Regions from separate parts of the Homo sapiens genome. Here region 2 is linked to region 1. The links are chromatin loops, found by intact Hi-C in ENCODE. Cell type or tissue: heart right ventricle. All regions are shown on one strand. Links, peaks and the distances in the headings refer to the core of each region. The heading gives the core; the rest is flanking DNA.

Evidence for each region. A loop is a pair of places that touch in the nucleus more often than their neighbours do. Peaks named below come from ENCODE experiments on the same cell type or tissue, not always from the same donor. Only the 100,000 strongest peaks of a DNase experiment are listed, where the experiment ranks them.
Region 2: it touches region 1 in a loop (12-fold over the local background); 76 of 110 quality-filtered maps call a loop at or near these places.

What each region holds. Positions count from the first base shown.
Region 1 is chr5:31,819,665-31,830,190 of GRCh38, reverse strand. All of the region lies in intron 2 of PDZD2 (PDZ domain containing 2), which reads right to left. LOC124901200 (small nucleolar RNA U13) reads right to left here and starts at 5,612; the gene lies at 5,509-5,612. It also overlaps the pseudogene RNU6-358P and the pseudogene RPL9P17. In heart right ventricle, for the core only: a CTCF peak has its summit at 4,513 (motif pointing left); DNase peaks (open chromatin) are centred at 4,560 and 4,860.
Region 2 is chr5:32,088,010-32,098,535 of GRCh38, reverse strand. It overlaps PDZD2 (PDZ domain containing 2), which reads right to left. Exons shown (of 25, transcript NM_178140.4): 20 at 7,361-10,526; 21 at 5,512-5,629; 22 at 1,156-1,257; 23 at 1-172. LOC105374711 (a long non-coding RNA gene) reads left to right here. Exons shown (of 4, transcript XR_007058716.1): 3 at 1-225; 4 at 691-4,925. Among named protein-coding and RNA genes, the nearest start is that of GOLPH3, 81 kb to the left of the region's middle. RefSeq lists enhancers at 1-832, 5,198-5,257, 4,906-5,405, 5,710-5,879, 5,406-5,907. In heart right ventricle, for the core only: CTCF peaks have their summits at 4,919 and 5,127 (motif pointing right); DNase peaks (open chromatin) are centred at 3,015, 5,135 and 5,375; H3K27ac peaks cover 2,455 bases.

The DNA.
Region 1 (10,526 bases), core at 1,354-9,353:
TCGTCTCAAAAAAAAAAAAAAAGCCATTGGATTAAATGTATTAAGGGAGTGGTTTGGAGGGAAAATGTGAACAAGTAGAATGAAACAGTTGGAAAAAATCAGAATGGTACTAGACAAGAAAGTTTTTTGTTTCTTGTTTCTTTGAGATGGAGTCTCGCTCTGTCACCCAGGCTACAGTGCAGTGGCATGATCTTGGTTCACTGCAACCTCTGACTCCTAGGTTCAAGCGACCCTCTTGCCTCAGCCTCCAGAGCAGCTGGGATTACAGGCACCTACCACCACACTCGGCTAATTTTTTGTATTTTTAGTACAGACAGGGTTTCACCATGTTGGCCAGGTTGAACTCCTGACCTCAAGTGATCCACTCACCTTGGCTTCCGAAAGTGCTGGAATTACAGGCATGAGCCACCACACCCAGCCATAGATAGGAAAGTTCTTACAGCTATTGGATACCACTTTACTTTGGTAAAGGGGGGTTAGTAACTGGTAAGAGGTAAGAAGGAGGGCTCTGACATACTAGTTAAGTTCTGTTTCTCAGTTTGGGTGATGGTTAATATAAAAATTCACTAAGCTGGGCTGGGTGTGGTGGTTCATGCCTGTAATCCTGGCACTTTGGGAGGCCGAGGCGGGTGGATCATCTGAGGTCAGGAGTTTGAGACCAGCCATGCCAACATGGTGAAACCCTGTTTTTACTAAAAATACAAAAATTAGCGAGGTGTGGTGCCTGCAATCCCATCTACTCTGCTGAGACAGGAGAATAGCTTGCACCTGGGAGGTAGAGGTTGCAGTGAGCTGAGATCATGCCACTGCACTCCAGCCTTGGCAACAGAGCAAGACTGTCTCAAAAAAAAAAAAAATTCACTAAGCTGAATACTTTTGATATGTGCCTTTACGTATATCGTATTTCAAAGATAAGTTTACTGGAAAAAGCCCTTCTGGAATGATAAAAATAAAGACCTCCAAAAATCCACACCTCTATAAGAGTAACAAAAACACTAGAAAAAATGACCAAAATCAACTTTTTCAGAACTCTGGAAGTTAGCCAAAAGCTTGAAACATCACTAGCAGCCACTGAGGCAGAACAAGTTTGGAAGCCCCCAAAAACTCTATCTTCACAGAATTGTTATTACTTGACCTGTCCAACAGCTCTCTGAAAGGCTCCATTTTCAAGGTTTCTCCTTACTTGACTTGATTCAGAGCTGATGCTGCAAAAGTAGCCTTGTCCCTAGGTTATTTGTTGAAAACAATCCATGGCAATTGTTTAATATGTGCAGCTGCCTGAGAAAATATCTGCAAATCATATATCTGCTAAGGAACTTGTATCTAGGCTATATAAAGAATTCTTACAACTCAATGTAAAAGTGGGTAAAGAATTAAAATAGATATTTCTAGCTGGGCATGGTGGCTCATGCTTATAATCCTAGTGCTTTCTAAGGCTGAGGCATGAAGATGGCTTGAGGCCAGGAGTTTGAGACCAGTATGGGAAACACAGCAAGACCCTGTCTCTACAAAAAAATTTTTTACAAAATTAGCCAGGTGTAGTGGCGTATGCCTGTAGTCCTGGCTATTCAGGAGAATAAGGTGGGAGGATTGCTGGAGCCCAGGAGGTTGAGGCTACAGTGAGCCTCTGCACTGCACTCATGCCACTGCACTCCAGGCTGGGTGGCAGCGGAAGACCCTGTCTTAAAAAATAAAATAAATAGACATCTCTCCAAAGATATACAAAGGTTCAAAAACACATGAAAAGGTGTTCAACATGATTAATCATTAGAGAATACAAATCAAAGTCACAGTGAGATACAGCTTCACACCCACTAGGATGGCTGGTCTCATAAAGACAGGTCACAAGTGTTGGCAGGAATGTGGAGAAATTAGAACCCTTATACACTGCTGGTGGGGATGTAAAATAGTCCTGAGAAACAATTTGGAGATTTCTCAAAAAGTTACACATAGAGTTACTATATCATCATCAATTCCATTCTTACATATATATCCAACAGAACTGAAAACATACTCACACAAAAGCTTGTACACCAATGTTCACAGCATGATTCATAATAGTCAAAAAGTGGAAATGACCCAAATGTCCACAAATGGATGGATGGTTAAACAAATGTGGTTAAACATATGGAATACTATTTGGCAATATAACAAAGTAAAGTTCTGAATCATACTGAAACACAGATGAGCACTGAAGTCATTACACTTTCAGTACAGAAGACCATGTACTGAAATATCTGGAATAGGTAAATCTATAGGAACAGAAAGTAGGTTTCCAGGGGCTTGGAGAAGCGGAGTATGGAGAATCCCTGTAATAGGTATGTGTCTTCTTTTTGGAAGGATAAAAACGTCCTAAAATTAGATATTGGTGATATTCAATGCTGTGAATCTATAAAACCACTCAATTGTACATTTTAAAGGATAAATTTTATAGTAGGTGAACATCTCAGTAAAGCCATTTTAAAATTATTTTTATTTTTTTATTTATTTATTTTTTTTGAGACAGAGTCTTGCTCTATCACCCAGGCTGGAGTGCAGTGGCGTGATCTCAGCTCACTGCAACCTCTGCCTCTCAGTTCAAGCAATTCTCCTGCCTCAGCCTCCTGAGTAGCTGAGATTACAGGCGCATGCCACCATACCCAGCTAATTTTTGTATTTTTAGTAGAGACGGGGTGTTACCATGTTGGCCAGGCTAGTCTCGAACTCCTGATCTCAAGTGATCCACCCACCTCAGCCTCCCAAGGTGTTGGGATTACAGGCATGAGCCACCACACCCAGCCTCAGGAAAGCTATTATATAACAAGAAAGCTTACTTTAAAAATTCCTTCATATCGTTATTAATCACAATTACGCCTACAAGGATAAGTCAGTTTTCCAAGGCACGGATAAAGGCCCCAGAAAACCAGGGACTTTATATGTTTTATAGAAGAGTATTTCCCCAATATGCAGTTCCAGAGCTGAAACAGTAGGTGGTCAGTAAATATCCTTAAATGAATAAATATAGATTAAGAAAGTGTTCAGAACCCAGATTTTCTGATTCCCGGTTCACCCCTCCATAGTGGGGAAGTGGCAAGACAGTGACCTCATGAATAAAGAGCAAGGTTCCCTGGCCAGGATGCCACTTACAGAATTGTTGCTGCCTACAGGAAGGTTACGCTCCTTTCTGGGGAATGGACGTGCTGTCTATAGGGACAGACACACTATTTGGCATATGGGTAGCAATTGACAGAGCATCCCAGCAAAAAAAGACTCAGGTCTTGGAGGCAGGTCACCCCGGCTCGATTCCAGGCTCTGTCTCTTAATAGATGGGTTTATCCAATCTTTCTCAGCCTATATTTCCTCATCTGTGAATGCAGGTAATAATACTCGCCTCTTACCTCATAGGGATGTTGTAAGAAGTAAATGAGAAGCATATACCTAATGCATGTGGCTCATTTGGGTAATATCTGATAAATGTTTTAATTTACATTGATAATATCGAATAAACAGGTTTCATATATCTTTTTTTTTTTTTTGAGACAGAGTCTTGTTCTGTCACCCGGGCTGGAGTGCAGTGGCGTGATCTCGGCTCACTGCAACCTCTGCCTTCCGAGTTCAAGTGATTCTCCTGCCTCAGCCTCCCAAGTAGCTGGGAATACAGGTGCGTGCCACCACAGCTGGCTAATTTTTTTTGTATTTTTAGTAGAGACAGGGTTTCACCATGTTGGTCAGGCTGGTCTTGAACTCCTGACCTCAAATGATCCACCCGCCTCGGCTTCCCAAAGTGCTGAGATTACAGACATGAACCACCGTGGCTGGCCTCAAATATCTTGTAAAAAATAAAAGGGAGACAGGTCAGTGGTTGTTTTCAGACTTTGCAGGGAACTGTTACCTGAAAAGGTTTGGAGCCTCACTCCTACCCTCCCCACCACGGTGGCATTGAGCAAGGTAGAGAACAAAAACTTCTTCCCTGTGGAGCAGCTCCCACTCCCTAGCAGCCCACAGCCGGGCATGAAACCAACACGATTATCTTGGGGGCATGGATAAAAGGCAGGAGACAGGAAACATTTTGCCTCACCTTGAGAGAGAAGAGGGACCCAGATATTTATACCCCCGTACCAAATATCTTTTCCCCTCTGTGTTGCAATGGTGCTACATTTGTTGTTTTTCTAATTAAAAAGGAGTACATTGAGGGGCAACTGAACTTGAACTGGTTCGCATCAGGAGCTGTAAACTCAGTCTTCCTGTTCATTAAAAGAGGAAAAAAAAAAAGCTTTCCTTTTGCTTGACACCTGTTAATAGCATGCCTGTGGAAACAAGTAACCATGCTCGAAAACAATCTCCAATTGCTGGATGGAAACAGCCGTTGTGATTGTTTAAGATACAATATACGTAAAGCAAGCAGCACCGTGGTTAGCATGTTGTTGGTACTCAGGAAATGGTAACTATTATTTCAAACACCTTTTCCTTAAATGCTCTGCTGGTGTAGTGCTCACTACCGTGGAATAAACTTAACTGAATAGTGCCCTCCAGAGGCCACTGGGAATTCAACTGTGCTGACAGTTGAAAAAAGGTCTGGAAAAAGACTACAAATACCATTTAATTGTCTTGTACATTGATGTGGAGTCAGCACCAGAGCCCGGTGTCCCAGGATGTATTAGAACATGACCGACTGTCTGATTTGTCACCCACAGCAGCCTTTCTTTGGCTAGGGCTTATTTGTTTGCAAAGGACACTTATGAGGACATGGAGATCTTGGGGAAACAAGTCCAGCTAGGCACTGTGGGAACTGGTGCTGGAAACTGCCAGCCCCTGGAAGGTACTGTCCCATCCCTTTTTCTGGGGACACTGTCTTTCATCCCTGTCCTTTTCTGCATGTCCACTCTGTGTTCCTCTAAAGAAACCAGCTTCCTCTTGACGTCTGCCATTCTGTAACTGTAGTACGGGCATGTGGCTCTGACTCTTTCTGGACATGAATCCAGATGTGGTTCCGTTTGGTGTTCCAGCTCATCCCACACAGCAAAGCAGCGTGGTCTCTCACTGGCTTGATTCCAGATTTTCAGGAGATTAAACTGGTTGTCAGTCAAGTCTAATGGCTGGGTTTAGTCTATCTATCCCTGGTGGGTGGCCAGGAGGTGGAGGTGGGGATGCGTGGGCGTGTGTAGGGAGACAGGGCCAGTGTCATGTGATACTAAACAAATTTAGCACATATGGAACTGCAGGAAGGGCGAGCATGTCAAAGGGTCTGTTTTTCTACAAACACGGAGCTAGTATTAATAGAGCTTTACCATGTGCCATGCACTGTCCTAAGAACTTTCTAAGCATCATTTCATTTAATCCTAAAAACCTCCTATGATATTTGATCCTGCAATCGTTCCCTCTGAAGTAACTGCTGATAACAATGTTTGTGTATCTTTCCATAATTTTCCTAACGCATTTTATTCCCATTTTAAAATGAGGGAACTAAAGCTTAGAAAGTTTAAGCCAAGATTTAAGCCAAGACAGTCTGATTCTTTTTTTTTTTTTTCAGGTTAGACAGGTAATGCACTGACATTGCAACAAGGTTTGAGGGTGGCACATCTCACACACGGCCGTGAACACCCAGTCATCATACTCACGAACTACAAAAGGATCAAGGCAGGCTGATTCTAAAGCCAGGATGTTAAACACTCACCCCACCTTCCTCCCAGTGTAGCCCCTATGGCATGGTAGATAATTTGGCTATGCAGAAAAAACATCAAATTTGGTCTGGTTCTCAGGGAGGTTATAATCTGGTTAAGGAAGGCAAGATTTATACATGCAAAACAATGAGTAAATGACAGGAGAGGGATCAAGTACTAAATTGCATGTTGCCATTATATTTGTTTTCTATTGCTACGTAACAAATTACCACAAATGTAGAAGCTTTGGAGCAATACCCATTTATTAGCTCACGGTTCTGTAGGTAAGAATACAGCTATGGCATGGCTGGGCTTGTGTTGACTGGAGCTGCCAACAATCTCATCTGGGGCTCAGGGACCTTTTTGAAGGAGTTAAAATATGCTATCCTGGAATACTGATTATTTAAGTTAAAGGCACTTGAAAAACAGCAGGTGCAAAAAGATCACTTTGACCTTCATGCTGTTTCTTAAAATCAGAAGATTAAATTCCCATGTGAAAGACGCCCTCCCTATACTAGTAAGATGCAACATCCTTGCCATCAAGGACGAGAAAGTTGAGGTCAAGGAAATTCTGTACAAACAAGCCTTTCTCTTCCTAGCTATTTTCCTACCCTATTTACTATCCTAGTGCAAGCCCCTTCGCCTTACACATGTTCACAGTTTACTATTGCGTCCAATCCAGAATGGAAGAAACTGACAATAACTGCTTCTTTGGGTCTTCATTATTTTAGGAGGACTCCTGTAAAACATCTGTAAAGAAATGTGTATGCTTTTTTCCTGTAATCTATCTTATCTCAATTCTCAGGACCGTAAGAGGATGGAGGTGGTTTTCCTGCTCCTATATCTTCCAAGCTCACCGCTTGATGGCAGAGTTCAATTCTTTGTGGTTGTAGGCCTGAGGTATCTTTTTCCTGTGAGTTGCCAATCAGGGACTGCTTTCAGTTCCTAGAGGTTGCACTTCTCCATCTGCAGTTGACAGTGGAGGTTATTTGCTTTCCTCTAGGTCAGCTGGAGTATTTTTCTGAGTGTTACTTCTGTTACCGGCCAAACTTTCTGCTTTGTTTGTTTTGCTTGTTTGTGTTTTGAGACAGAGTCTCACTCTGTCTCCCAGGATGGAGTGCAATGGCGCGATCTTGGCTCACTGCAACCTCCGCCTCCTGGGTCCAAATGATTCTTGTGCCTCAGCCTCCCAAGTAGTTGGGATTACAGGTGCACGCCACCATACCAAGCTAATTTTTTTCTATTTTTAGTAAAGACAGGTTTCACCATGCCTTGGCCCAGCTGGTCTTGATCTCCTGACCTCGTGATCTACCTGCCTTGGCCTCCCAAAGTGCTGGGATTACAGGCGTGAGCCACAAAAGATGCTTGCTTTTTTTTTTTTTTTTTTTTTTTTTTTTGCCACGTCTACTGCGAGAATGAAGACCATTCTCAGCAATCAGACTGTCAACATTCCAGAAAATGTCAATATTACTCTAAAGGGATGCACAGTTATTGTGAAGGGCCCCAGAGGAACCCTGCGGAGGGACTTCAATCACATCAACGTAGAACTCAGTCTTCTCGGAAAGAAAAAAAAGAGGCCCCGGGTTGACAAATGGTGGGGTAACAGAAAGGAGCTGGCCACCGTTCAGACTATTTGTAGTTATGCACAGAACATGATCAAGGGTGTCACACTGGGCTTCCGTTACAAGATGAGGTCTGTGTATGTGCACTTCCCCATCAACATCATTATCCAGGAGAATTGGTCTTCTGTTGAAATCTGAAATTTCTTGGGTGAAAAATACATCTGCAGGATTTGGATGAGGCCAGGTGTTCCTTGTTCAGTATCTCAAACTCAGAAAGATGAATTAATCCTTGAAGGAAATGACATTGAGCTTGTTTCAAATTCAGTGGCTTTGATTCAGCAAGCCACAAGGTTAAAAACAAGGATATCAGGAAATTTTTGGATGGTATCTATGTCTCTGAAAAAACGAACCATTCAGGAGGCTGATTAATAAGATCTAAGAGTTGTCCAGCTACAGAAACAAGATGCCGGATGCTTCCTAAGACCTATATGTGATATTTAAATGATGCAATAAAAGACCTATTGATTTGGGAAAAAAAAAACTATAAAAAAATTAGCCAGGTGTGGTGGTGTGCACCTGTAGTCCTAGCTACTTGGGGGGCTGAGGTGGGAGGATCACTTGAGCACAAGACGTTGCAGTGAGCTGAGATCATGCCACTGCACTCCAGCCTGGGTGACAAAGTGAGACGCTCTCTCAAAAAAAAAAAAAAAAAAAAAAAGATTGCGTGAAAAAAAGTTTGTGTATGTACACATATAAATCATAATAAATCATCCCATTACTGGGTATATACCCAAAGGATTATAACTCATTCTACTATAAAGACACATGTACACATATGTTTATTGCAGCACTATTTACAATAGCAAAGACTTGGAACCAGCCCAAATGCCCATCAATGATAGACTGGATAAAGAAAATGTGGCACATATACACCACGGAATACTATGCAGCCATAAAAAACGATGAGTTCATGTCCTTTGCAGGGACATGGATGAAACTAGAAACCATCATTCTCAGCAAACTAACACAGAAACAGAAAACCAAACACCGCATGTTCTCACTCATAAGTGGGAGTTGAACAATGAGAACACACGGACACAGGGAGGAGAACATCACACACTGGGGCCTATTGGGGGATGGGGGTAAGGGGAGGGAGAGCATAGGACAAATAGCTAATGCATGTGGGGCTTAAAACCTAGATGACGGCTTGATGGGCGCAGCAAACCACAATGACACATGTATACCTATGTAACAAATCTACACATTCTGCACCCATATCCCAGAACTTAAAGTGTAATAAAAAAAAATCATGGCCGGGCACAGTGGCTCACGCCTGTAACCCCAGCACTTTGGGAGGCCGAGGCGGGTAGATCACGAGGTCAAAAGATCGAGACCATCCTGGCCAACATGGTGAAACCCCGTCTCTACTAAAAATACAAAAATTAGCTGAGTGTGGTGGTGCACGCCTGTAGTCCCAGCTACTCAGGAGGCTGAGGCAGGAAAATCACTTGAACCTGGGAGACGGAGGTTGCAGTGAGCCAAGATCGCGCCATTGCACTTCAGCCTTGCGACAGAGTGAGACTCCATCTCAAAAAAAAAAAATAATAATAATAACTCAAACCTCACAAACTGAGAAAAATTAATGATTACATGGTATTTAGATAATCAGATAGTAATTTACAAAAAATTAGATTTATAATTTCCATCAAAATAAATGCCCATTAAATTTAAATTTAAATTTTAAAGATAAATTTAAAAATGTAATCACTAAAATTGGTAGAAGAGAGTTGTGGGTCTTTGGGAAAATGACATCATCCTAAGATCTGAAGAAGTGAAAAGATGATTATAAAAGAAAAAAATCAGACTTGCCTCAGAGACAGTTAAAACTTCCATATAGTAATAACAACATTTAAAAGATTAAGGAGAATTTTAACCACATGGGGTAAAAAGATTAAGATCTATAATATTTAAATGCATATCCAGTGCTGCAGATGAGGGCCCCAAGAGATAATGGACAAAGGACATGAATAGATTGTTTAGATGACAAGTAAAATAAAATAGAAAAAAAAAAATTAGGGCAAAATGGCCAAACTTCCTGATCAAATAAGTGCAAATTAAAACTACAAAATGAGCCATATTTCAATTAAGAAAACATAAATTTAAATTATAATACCCAACCTGGAAATGCTTCTGGCACTCTGGCATTCATACATTATTGGTAGGGGTGTAATTTGGTAAAATAATTTGTATAAAACAATTTGGCAAAAATGTCCTTTGATTTAATACCTTCACTCCATGAAATTTGTCCTAAAAGGATGGTTCAAAAGGAAAAAAAATAGTCAAGATCACAAGCATTTTAAGCAGCACATATACTAAAATTGGAACGATACAGAGAAGATTAGCATGGCCCTTGCCCAAGGATGAAAAAATAAAAATTAAAAAAAAGTTAAAAAAAAATAAATGCCGTGTTAACACTGACAGACTGGCAAGGACAGAAAGAACATGCTTACCTAAATTATCAGTGATGATTATACCTATCAAGACCACTTAATAAGGAGGAACGTGTTCAAATGTGTTAAGTGAAAAAGTGTAGTCACACCAGACCAATCTGGTTCCACTTTTATGTAAAAACATGGAGAGCTGTTTTTCGTTTGCCATGGTCCCTCAAGTCATGTGACCTCAGCATGCCTAGATGAACCAAGCCTGCAACCACAGGAAGAACCTAAGTGCTTGGGCTGAGGAGTGGGATGGAATTAAGAAGGGGACACTGTATGGCAGGATCCAGAATCCAATCAGATTGAGCTCTGGCATTACCCCATGGCCACATCCAGTCATATCAAGTATCCCAGCATCACCTCATTGCAAGATCCAATCAGGTTACACCTCATTACCGGACCCAGCCCCCAGCTTGGGGAGGCACCGCATTGGGAGCTATCCCTGGTATTCTCCTTACTTGACTTGTTGCAAGGAATAAAATCCCTTGCCAAATCCTCCTTCACTGTCATCATCAGGCTGTCACCTGTCAAGTGACTGAACCCACCCATTGTGTGGGTAAGAAAAGGATAATAGAGAATTCTGCACGTAGTATGATTCAAAGTAATTCCTGTGGTGTTTGTGAAGCTGCGAGAAAAACAGCACTTTTGTATATTGTCACTGGGGATACAAACTAGTATAATCTCTTGGGGAAAGCAATTTGCAATAGGAGTAACACATTTAAAATGTGATTCATTTGAGGATCCCACTTCTACGAATGTATCCATTACATATACTCATACATATACACAGACATATGAACATAAAATGTATTGCAGAATTCTTTTTTTTT
Region 2 (10,526 bases), core at 885-8,884, 270 kb before region 1:
CTTTCTTGATGACCACGAGGGCATCTTTGTGCAGCTGTGCCTGGTGCAGAACCTTCAGGACATTCCCGTGGGCTAAGCCAGCCAGTGAGGCGCCGTTGACTGACAGAAGGAAATCCCCTCGGTTCATAGTCCCTTCCTGAGAAGCCGCCCCCTGAGAAAACACCCTGTGGACCTGGGATGAGGAAAGGAAAAGGGAACAAAAACCAGATCCACTTACGATTTCCGGTAAAAGGGAGATAGTAACTAACTGCGTATCTGTAGTAAAGGAACCTTCCTTTTTTATTTTTATTTTTTGAGAGGGAGTCTCGCTGTGTCACCCAGGCTGGAGTACAGTGGTGCAATCTCAGCCTCCCGGGTTCAAGCGATTCTCCTGCCTCAGCCTCCTGAGTAGCTGGGATTATAGGCACACACCACTATGCCAAGTTAATTTTTGTATTGTTAGGAGAGACGGACAGGGTTTCACCATGTTGGCCATGCTGGTCTCAAACTCCTGACCTCAGGTGATCCACCCGCCTCGACCTCCCAAAGTGCTGGGATTACAGGCGTGAGCCACCGTGCCGGGTCTTGTAGTAAAGGAACTTTCTAAGGTAGACACTTGCTTTATAAAAAAAAACATACATTCAGTGCGGGGGATGGAACACAAATGTCAATGCCAGTGTCTCCACACATTTTTTTTTAACTCCTTTTTAGTGTCTGACATGGGCCTGGCATCCAGGAGGCAATGGGAATACGAAGATGAATGAGGCCTGGGCTCGTGCAGTGAAGGTGACCCTCTGGATGGTCCTGAAGGCTTTTGAATGATGTAAAATTTTGAGTGACTTTTTGAGACGGGAGTAATTGTATAAACACAAGTTTGGCCAGTTGATTCTAATGTTTTCTACTGCTTAAAATATGGAGGTAAATTATAAGGCTATAGCGAATTGTGTTTATAGGGATTGGAAATGGCCTATACATGTCAGCTCTGTGTTAAAAATGCTTGTCTTTTGTCAACGAAAACCTTACGTACTACTTCTCCCACTTCTCCCTTTTTATGTTGGTAGCTGGGAATGAAATCCAGCAATCTCTGAACCCGCTGATTGGAATTTGTGCCCTGATCACATTCTGAGGCTGCTTGAGGGGGGATTTTCCTGAGAGCCTAATGACTCTGTCACTTACCGTGATTGATTTTGGCTCCACATCTGTCCCTCCTGCCACACTGAATCCCAGACCTGAGCCTTCTTTTCTATTCAAGACTATGAAGCAAACATCTTCTTCATTCTAGTGAAAACAAACAAAAATTATCCTTTGAGCTACAGCTGCAAAAAATTAAGAAAGAAAAACATATCCCCTTGGGCCAGGAGTAAGGAAGCTCTGATGTCAGTCCTCTTGGAGGGGCTTTTCACCACAGGCCCTAAAGGTTCTTTGGCTCTCAGCCAGGCATGGTGGCTCACGCCTGTAATCCCAACACTCTGGGAAGCCAAGGGGGCGGATCTCTTGAGCCCAAGAGTTCGAGTCCAGCCTGGGCAATGTGGCAAAACCCTGTCTCTACAAAAATCAGCCAGGTGTGGTGTTGCACACTTGTAGTCCCAGCTACTCAAGAGGCTGAGGTGGGAGGATTACCTAAGCCCGGAAGGTCACGGCTGCAGTGAGCCATGATCACGCCACTGCACTTCAGCCTGGTTGACAGAGTGAGACCTTGTCTCAAAAAAAAAAAAAAAAAAAAAAAATCATAGTACATAATTTGATCATGATGGGAATCCTTTATTCTGTAATTCTTTAAGTCTACAATTTAGCAAAGCCAGTCCTAGCAACAGCAGAAAGATAAGCGTCAGTGGCAAGAGGCAGGATAAGAGCATATCAAGGCCATGTTTTCTACATCTCCCTCCCCATCATTGGATTTCAGGTACAATTAATTAACTGATGCCAAAAAAATAGCATGGCTAGGCGCAGTGGCTCACGCCTGTAATCCCAGTGCTTTGGGAGGCCAAGGCGGGCGGATCACCTGAGGTCAGGAGTTCGAGACCAGCCTAGTCAACATGGCGAAACCCCGTCTCTACTGAAAAATACAAAAATTAGCCGGGCGTGGTGGCGGACACCTGTAATTCCAGCTACTTGGGAGGCTGAGGCAGGAGAATCGCTTGAACCCAGCGGGCAGAGGTTGCAGTGAGTGGAGATCATGCCAGTTGCACTCCAGCCTGGGTGATGGAGTGAGGCTCTGTCTCAAAAAACCCCCAAAGTTCACTCAAACCAAAACCTAGACTGTCCCGCAGAACTTTTGGGGGAGTTGGGAGGTTGACTTCATGGGCACCTTCAACCATATGTATGCTCACACACGGATTGATGGGGAGAAAGAGGTTGACTAAGCTTTCCAAACAAAAATGGGAATACGGGACCCAGTAAATGGTCTTTGTCCAGCTTCTAGGAGGTAATGTGGTGCTGAAAATAGGAACACTTCTCAGATATTTCAATGTCTTATGGGAGCAAAGAGACAATATTTGAAAATGAGGCCTCCTACGCCGGGTGCGGTGGCTCACGCCTGTAATCCCAGCACTTTGGGAGGCGGAGGCAGGTGGTTCACATGGTCAGGAGATGGAGCCCATCCTGGCTAACACGGTGAAACCCCGTCTCTACTAAAAAAAAAAAAAAAAAAAAGCCGGGCATGGTGGCGGGCACCAGTAGTCCCAGCTACTCGGGAGGCTGAGGCAGGAGAATGGCGTGAACCCAGGAGGTGGAGCTTGCAGTGAGCCGAGATCACGCCACTGCACTCCAGCCTGGGCAACAGAGCGAGACTCCATCTCAAGAAAAGAAAAAAAAAAAGGAGAAGGAAAAAAAAAAAGAAAATGAGGCCCTCCTGCATTCCAGGACAAGTTAAATCACAAAAATTTCAATGTATTCACATTTTTTTCCAGTGGTGTTTAAGGACACAGATATGCTAGAAGCTGACTATTGCGCCAAATTTTGCCTCTGAGAGCCTCAGCACAGTCTCAGGGCGGCCAGATCAACCATCAAGAGCTCTCCAAGGTTTGGGTGTGTTGAAGTCAGGAGGCCAGGGTTTGTTTTCAGCCTCGAAGCCTCGAATCTCTCACAGCACTGCCAAGGACACAGAAAATAGTTTTGTGCAGTTCTATTTTTAGTACCTGCAAACCATACTCATTGGAAAAAGCAAGGCAGGAAGCTTCTAGACTGAGGATGGCAGAGTAAGGATAGCCCTGCTCAACGCTCCTCTCTGAAGACAGTGAGAAAATAAAGGGAAAAGAACGCCGTGTTCTGATATGTAGGAATGATCTTCAAACCAAACCACAACCCTGCCTCGTGGTGAGCGTGAGTAGTAGGGGGTGAGGAAGGCCCTAGAATAAGCCACCCTCGGGCAGCACTGTGGCATGCTGGCCATACTTTGTTTGAGGTTCCTGAAGATGTACATCTTGCTTGTGGTTGGCTGGACAGTCTGGTCTTCTCCTCTGACATTTCATCTAACACTAAAATGTCTGGGGTAAAGGGGGCCTGGCAACGTGTGACCCCACCTGTGCCCCCTTGACTGGTGGTCTCAGAATGAGACTTTCACACATGAAATCCTTCCTTATTGTAATAACAAGTGGGAGGAGGAAGAGAGATGAGGGGCTATTCCCTTTTACTGAAAGCGGAAGTGCTTAGCATCTCAAGACATTTTGTTTTTCTTTCAGAGACAGGGTCTTGCTCTGTCACCCAGGCTGGAGTGCGCTGGCACGATCATAGCTCACTGAGCCTCAAACTACTGGACCCAAGTGATTCTCCTGCTTCAGATTCCCATGTAGGTAGGACTACAGGCATATACCACCACGCCTGGCTAATTTTTTAAATTTAATCTTTTTTTTTTTTTTTTGAGAGATGAGGGGTCTCACTATGTTGATGAGGCTGGTCTCGAACTCCTGGCCTCAGATGATCCTCCTGTCAAGGCATGTCTTAACTGCACAGACCCAAATCAGCGGCTGAGAATCAGAAGGGAGTGGAACCTGAAGGGACTGGTCTCCTTTATTCCAACCTCTCTCCTCGCCTCCTGGCCAACTCCTTACTAGGTGCCAAGGCTGGCTGTTGGCTGAGAAACCACACAGCCCCTCTATATTTGAATTTCTGGAACAGCATTCTTAGATGACTTCAGTGACCCAGGTATACTACCACTAAAGAAACATTCATATTTATTTCTCTAAATAGAAAATATTCATTCATTAGGGTTCAAATCTCTACGTATAGCCCCAAGAAATTGATCTTCAGATTAGTATCCTAGATGTGAACCTGTGGTTTCTTCTGTCAATGTTTATTGTCACAACTGATTTACTGAAAGATTTTATTTGTAATTCCTTGTACTCCAGGGTTCAGATGCTCTTCTACAGGTGACATTTGAACAACACAGGCTCAAACTGTACAGGTCCACTCACACTCAGGGTTTCTTCAGCCTCTTTATCCTTGAGGCAGCAAGACCAACCCCTCCCTCCTTCTCAGGCTACTCAGTGTGAAGATGACAAGGATGAAGCCCTTTATGATGAACCACTTCCACTTAATGAATAGTAAATACACTTTCTCTTATGACTTTTTTTTTTTAATTGAGATGAAGTCTTGCTCTGTCACCCAGGCTGGAATGCAGTGGTGCAATCTTAGCTCATGTCAACCTCTGCCTCCTAAGTTCAAGCAATCCTCTCGCCTTAGCCTCCTGAGTCGCTGAGACTACAGGCACCCACCACCATGTCCAGCTAATTTTTGTATTTTTAGTAGAGACAGGGTTTCACCATATTGGCCAGGCTGGTCTTGAACTCCTGACCTCAAGTGATCTGCCCGCCTTGGCCTCCCAAAGTTCTGAGATTACAGGTGTAAGCCACTGCACCTGGCCTCTTAGGATTTTCTTAATAACGTTCTATTATCTCTAACTTACGTTGTTGTAAGAAGACAGTATATAATACATATAACTGACAAAACTTGTGTTAATTGACTGTTTATGTTATCAGTAAGGTTTCCGGTCAACAGTAGGTTGTTAGTAGTTAAGTTTTTGGGAGAGTTAAAAGTTATATGTGGATTTTCCACTGCTCGAAGGTCAGTGCCCCAACCCTCATGTTGTTCAGGGGTCCACCATATTTCAGGGCAACGGCGGGACTACACCAATGTAACTCTTCTCTCACCAGCAGGTGGCTCCCTTGACTAGTTTATGTCCACAGTTAGGTGGCGAGAGGTATTTCCGAGATGACTAGCTCTGCTTTGAGGACTCTCTGCAAACAAACTCCACACATAGGAGTTAGGAGAATGGTAACTAGTTGCTACTTGGGGGATGAAAACAGCAGTGACACCCATCTGGCACCTGAACATTCAAGACAAGGTCTAGCTTCTGAAGCTGGCTAGCAGCACGTGAGGCCAAAGTCAGACTGAGCTGTGAAACTCGCAACCCAAGGCAGTCCTCCCTCTCCAGGACTCGGGGCGGGCTCTCCTCGGCTGTCTGGGCAGGCAGCACATACCTGGGCACTCACGCGGCCGCAATTCATGTTCCTGAGCTTTCTGTGTTTCACTCACCTCTGATTGTGCTTTCGCTTCCTGAATGAGAGTTAGGATGGTAGATTTCGATCCCACTGACGATAAAACAGACTGTAATCTTTGCTGGTCCCCCGCTGAGACTAGAAGTTGATCCAAACTAAATAATATAAATATATTTGAAGAACATTAAAGAAAAAAGCAATTTCTTCATTTTATAAGAATGCATTTAAAATGATCTCCTTTCTACTATACAAAAGAGAACAGGTATTTTCTGCTCTCTTTTGGTCAAAACTTCCATTCCAAACTAATGGAAGAATAAATCCTGAGTGCTGAACAGAAATGTCATTCACTGCCAATGGCAAGGGGAACTGCTATGAATTCAGAGATCCCCTCAAGAAGTTATGGGACCAATGCTGGAGCTTAACAGGACACTTCTGACATGTTTTAAAATATTCAATACATATGTTCAAGTGAAATATTTTTATTTTTATTGAGATGGAGTCTAGCTCTGTCACCCAGGCTGGAGTGCAGTGGCACGATCTCAGCTCACTGCAACCTCTACCTCCTGGGTTCAAGCTATTCTCGTGCCTCAGCCTCCCGAGTAGTTGGGATCACAGGCACCTGCCACCACGCCTGGCTAATTTTTTATTTTTAGTAGAGATAGGGTTTCACCATATTGGCCAGGCTGGTCTTGAACTCCTGACCTCAAGTGATCCGCCTGCCTTGGTCTCCCAAAGTGCTGGGACTATAGGCCTGAGCCACTGGGCCTGGCTTTTTTTTTTTTTTTTTCGAGATTGAGTCTTACTCTGTTGCCCAGGCTGGAGTGCAGTGACGCGATCTCAGCTCACTGCAACATCAGCCTCCTGGGTTCAAGCGATTCTCCTGCCTCAGCCTCCCAAGTAGGTGGGATTACAGGCGCCTGCCACCATCCCCAGCTAATTTTTGTATTTTTAGTAGAGATGGGGTTTCACCATGTTGGCCAGGCTGGTCTTGAACTCCTCACCTTAAGTGATCTGCCCGGCTCAGCCTCCTAAAGTGCTGGGATTACAGGTGTGAGCCACCACGGCTGGCCTCAAGTGAAATATTTTTAAATATGTTAGAAATTCTCCGTTTAACTCCAGCCACCTCCAAAGTCCAAATTCCCCCGTGCTGTGCTCTCTCTTCCTCTGCATGCCCCTCTCATGTTGCTTTTGCTTAAGTGCCATGTCCTCTAGAAGCCTCTCCTCAGAGCGACACTTTGGTAAACATGTTTCCCTGCAGGCACTTTTATTTTTCCAGCAGTGATATTAAAAACCAAGGGCACTAAAATGGAATGTAGTATCCTGGATCCTGGGACAGAAAAACGATATTAGCAGAATTTATTCAGCAAAATCTGAATGAAGTCTGTAGTTAATGGTATTGCTCCAACATTAATTTCTTACTTTTGACGAATGGACCGTGGTTATGAGAGATGTGAACATTAGGAAGAGTGGGTAAGAAGTGGCCGGGTGCAGTGGCTCACACCTGTAATCCCGGCACTTTGGGAGGCCGAGGCAGGCGGATCACAAGGTTAGGAGTTTGAGACCAGCCTGACCAACATGGTGAAACCCCGTCTCTATTAAAAATACAAAAATTAGCCAGGTGTGGTGGTGCACGCCTGTAATCCCAGCTACTCAGGAGGCTGAGGCAGGAGAATCGCTTGAACCCGGGAGGCAGAGGTTGCAGTGAGCCGAGATCGCGCCATTGCACTCCAGCCTGGGCGACAGAGCGATGCTCCATCTCAAAAAAAAAAAAAAAAAAAAAAAGTAAGTGGGAACTCTGCATTATCTTTGCAACTTTTCTATAAATCTAAAACTATTCCAAAATGAAACAAGTTTATCTGAAATAAAAGTAGTGGGCAGATACTTACTTAACTGACCAGCTTCTTCTAAAAGGCAGATCCTGGGCAGCTTCACCCGTATCACTGGCTGAACTGGGTGTCTCAGCAGCACTGGTTTTAGGGCCACTTCCTCCTGGACAGGCCCTGTTCCCGCCCTTCTCGGGACACGAAACGCCTCCAGCAGGAGGGCCAGGTGACCTCCTGGGGGTGATCTCCAGCTCAGTTTTGAAGAGCACGGCGCTCGGCCCTGCTGAGTAATCCTCGCTGCAGAGCTTGTCAAGGTCAGGCATGCTCAAGGCTCTCAGCTCCTGGAGCTTGGAGCGGGACACGGGCGAGGGCTGCGTGTGGCGTACCGAGGACTTGTTCCTCTTAACAGGAGAAGCCAGGGTCATCGTTGGGGTGGGAATTCCCAAAGGACCAAGTGATTTCTTTAGTTCCGAATCAGAGCCCTTGCTACTGGTCTCTGGTGGGTTCTGCCGAGAGATGGTCAGTGTCATGATTGAGGGAGACTTGGCCATCTGGGGCAGGAGGGTGCCGGCTTCGCTTTGGTTTTCGCTGCAGGAACTCAAGCTGCGTCTCAACAACCTTGCTGCTGCGTCACCTGGGTGGCCCAGGCTCCCGGAAACAATGCTGCCGGAAGACCGCCTCCCAATGGGAGGCTTGGAGCTCACCGACAAAAATGGGGAAGCCCCGGACTTGGCTACAGGCCGGTCAGCATTGGCCAGGTTCTCAAAAGACTTGATCCGCTGCTTCACAGAGAAAAATGAGGTAGATTCATGGGGCCAGTTCTGCTCATAGCAGTAGTGTCGTCTGGTGACTTTGATTTTGTCTGTGACTAGGCAGCTCGTCTCCTGGACTGAAATGATATCCCCTTCATCTGTGGCTGGAAGATTCCTCGATGTGTCCAGCAGCGGCTTTACACTATATATGCCCTGTCCATTAGCCAGGCTGGGAAGACCACCTCTGGATGCCTTTGCCTCGGGGACAACACTGCTTGTCACAGGGACCTGGCTGTCCCGAGAGCGACCCAGGCTGTGTGGGGGGTGACCCTCCCGTCCAAAATGGCTTGAGAACTGGGCTGGCATGGAGTAGGTCCTGGTCGCTGGCCTTGGGGTGAAGTAGAGATGGTCCTCCCCCGAGGGGCCCCCTGGAATGCTGTTTCTGGGCACCCCTCGGGAGTCTGACATCAGGCTTGATTTTCCCTGGGAGTATTCTGCCTTTCTAATGGCTGTTTGAAGGGAGGAGGAGGAGGACGCCAGTTTTGCCATGCTGAATGATCGTGACATTTCCTGCTCTGCCTGGGAGGCATGAGATGGGAGTGAGGATGGATGACTTGTGGATGATTCTGCGACCTGGCGATAGAGCCTGATTTCACTCTTCTCCTGACAGTTGCCCTGGGCCAAGCACCCTCCCCGTCTGTCGCTTTCAGCTGGCTTGTTACCACATACAGTCTCTGACACTGCTTCAGCAGAAATCTCCACGATTTTCAGCTGGTTTGTTCTTTCGAGGCGATCGCTGGCCATTATGTTGCCTCCTTTTTCGCCAGTCGGCCTGGGTTGGGCTGTGTCTGCTGCCACATGGCTGGCCAGGCGCGGCTCACTCTGTCTGTTCCCTGCCACGGACATGCCGTTCCTAGACGCTGCCGGACTCACCGGCCCGGAGTCAGCACGGGGCGCCCTGCCCTCTGCTCTACACTTAGGAGATTTAGGGGTGGTTGGGCAACCTCTGTCGGGTTCAGAGAGGACAGCCATGTGGAACCTGCTCCACATGCCTTGCTCAGGAACAGGCTTGGGAGAGGTCAGGGGCGAGACAAATGTCCTGATGCTCGTGTCAGACACTGAGGGTTTCAGTGGCCCAGAGGTGGCAAGAGGTGGCTTGCTTTCCAGCACACACTGGGGGGACCTGGGGGCAGCTGTGGTGTTTCTGTCAGGGTCCTCGTGGTCGGCTACATGGAGCCGCTGTGACACTGCCTTAGAAAGTGTTTTGTGGGAGGTCTGGGGTGAGATCAAGGGTTTCCTGTGGTCCGTCCCCCCAGCCTTCACAGCATTCGCAGCAGGGGCCTCAGAGTTGACTTTGGCCTTGCCCTTGAGGCTGAGCCTCTTCAGCTTCGGACCACACTTTGCCTTCTGACCATTAGTCAGAAGCATTTCTGCCGGACTCTTCTTAGACAGGTCCTTATTTTCCAGGTTTGTTTTCGGCTGAGGAGGGCTATGAGGCACAGTAACGCCCTTTTTTTGGCTTGAACTCACCATCTGAATCTTGGAGTCGGGACTTCTGGCAGGCATTAGAGGTTGTTCCTTCTCGGTTTTGCTCCTCAAATGTGTGCCTTGGTTATGTTTATTTATTTCTTTAAACCAGGCCATGATGGGCCTCCTAGCGATCATTTTTGGTTTCTGTAGCAAGTCATCCAGGTCTTGACTTTCAGAGATGTGGAGGTTTTCCAAAACAGATTCTCCATTCTTAGGGACATCCACACTGAAGGAGGACAGACTGGCAGCTGCATTAATGCTTGTTTCGTATTGATTCAGGGTTTCGTCATCTAGCAGGTCATGTTCCAAGCCATTTACCATGTTGGGGGAGCTGAGAATGATGGGCGGACTGTGAAAATGCCTGGCTACTTTAGACAGCGGACTGTTTTCCATGGCTGAGCTAGCGCTGGTGACTTCTGTGGTTTCTTCTGCACACGAGGGCCTGTGGTTCTGTGAAGTGCTTATGTCCGCATGAGTTTCATGCTCCTGAGAGCTCATCTCCAAGAGTGATGATGGCTGGGAAGAGTCTGGGCCTGAAGTGTATGAGCCTGGCAAGCAGGCGGCCTTCTCACGGGGACTGGCCACCGACTCTCTCGGAGTGCTGTATTTTAATGACAGAACTTTGGCTGAGGCAGGACAGATGGCAGCCTGGGTGGGAAGATGAGCAGGACTCGAGGGTGGATTGGGGCAGCCACGTGTGGAACAAATCTCAATCTGTTCCTCTTCTGACTCCGAAGGATCTTCCTTGTGCAAAGACACACGGGAACGAGGAGGGGACCAGCCGTCCCTGGCAGAAGCTCGTGGGGCTTCAGTGAGTGACTCAGGGTCAGAAGAAGAATCCTCAGCATCGCCATACATGGATGACAGAGACGGCTCCGTGCTGTCACCCAGGCCTGATAGGGAGGTGCTGTCTTCATGAAAACTGCTAAAATTTCTAGAGTAGTTGC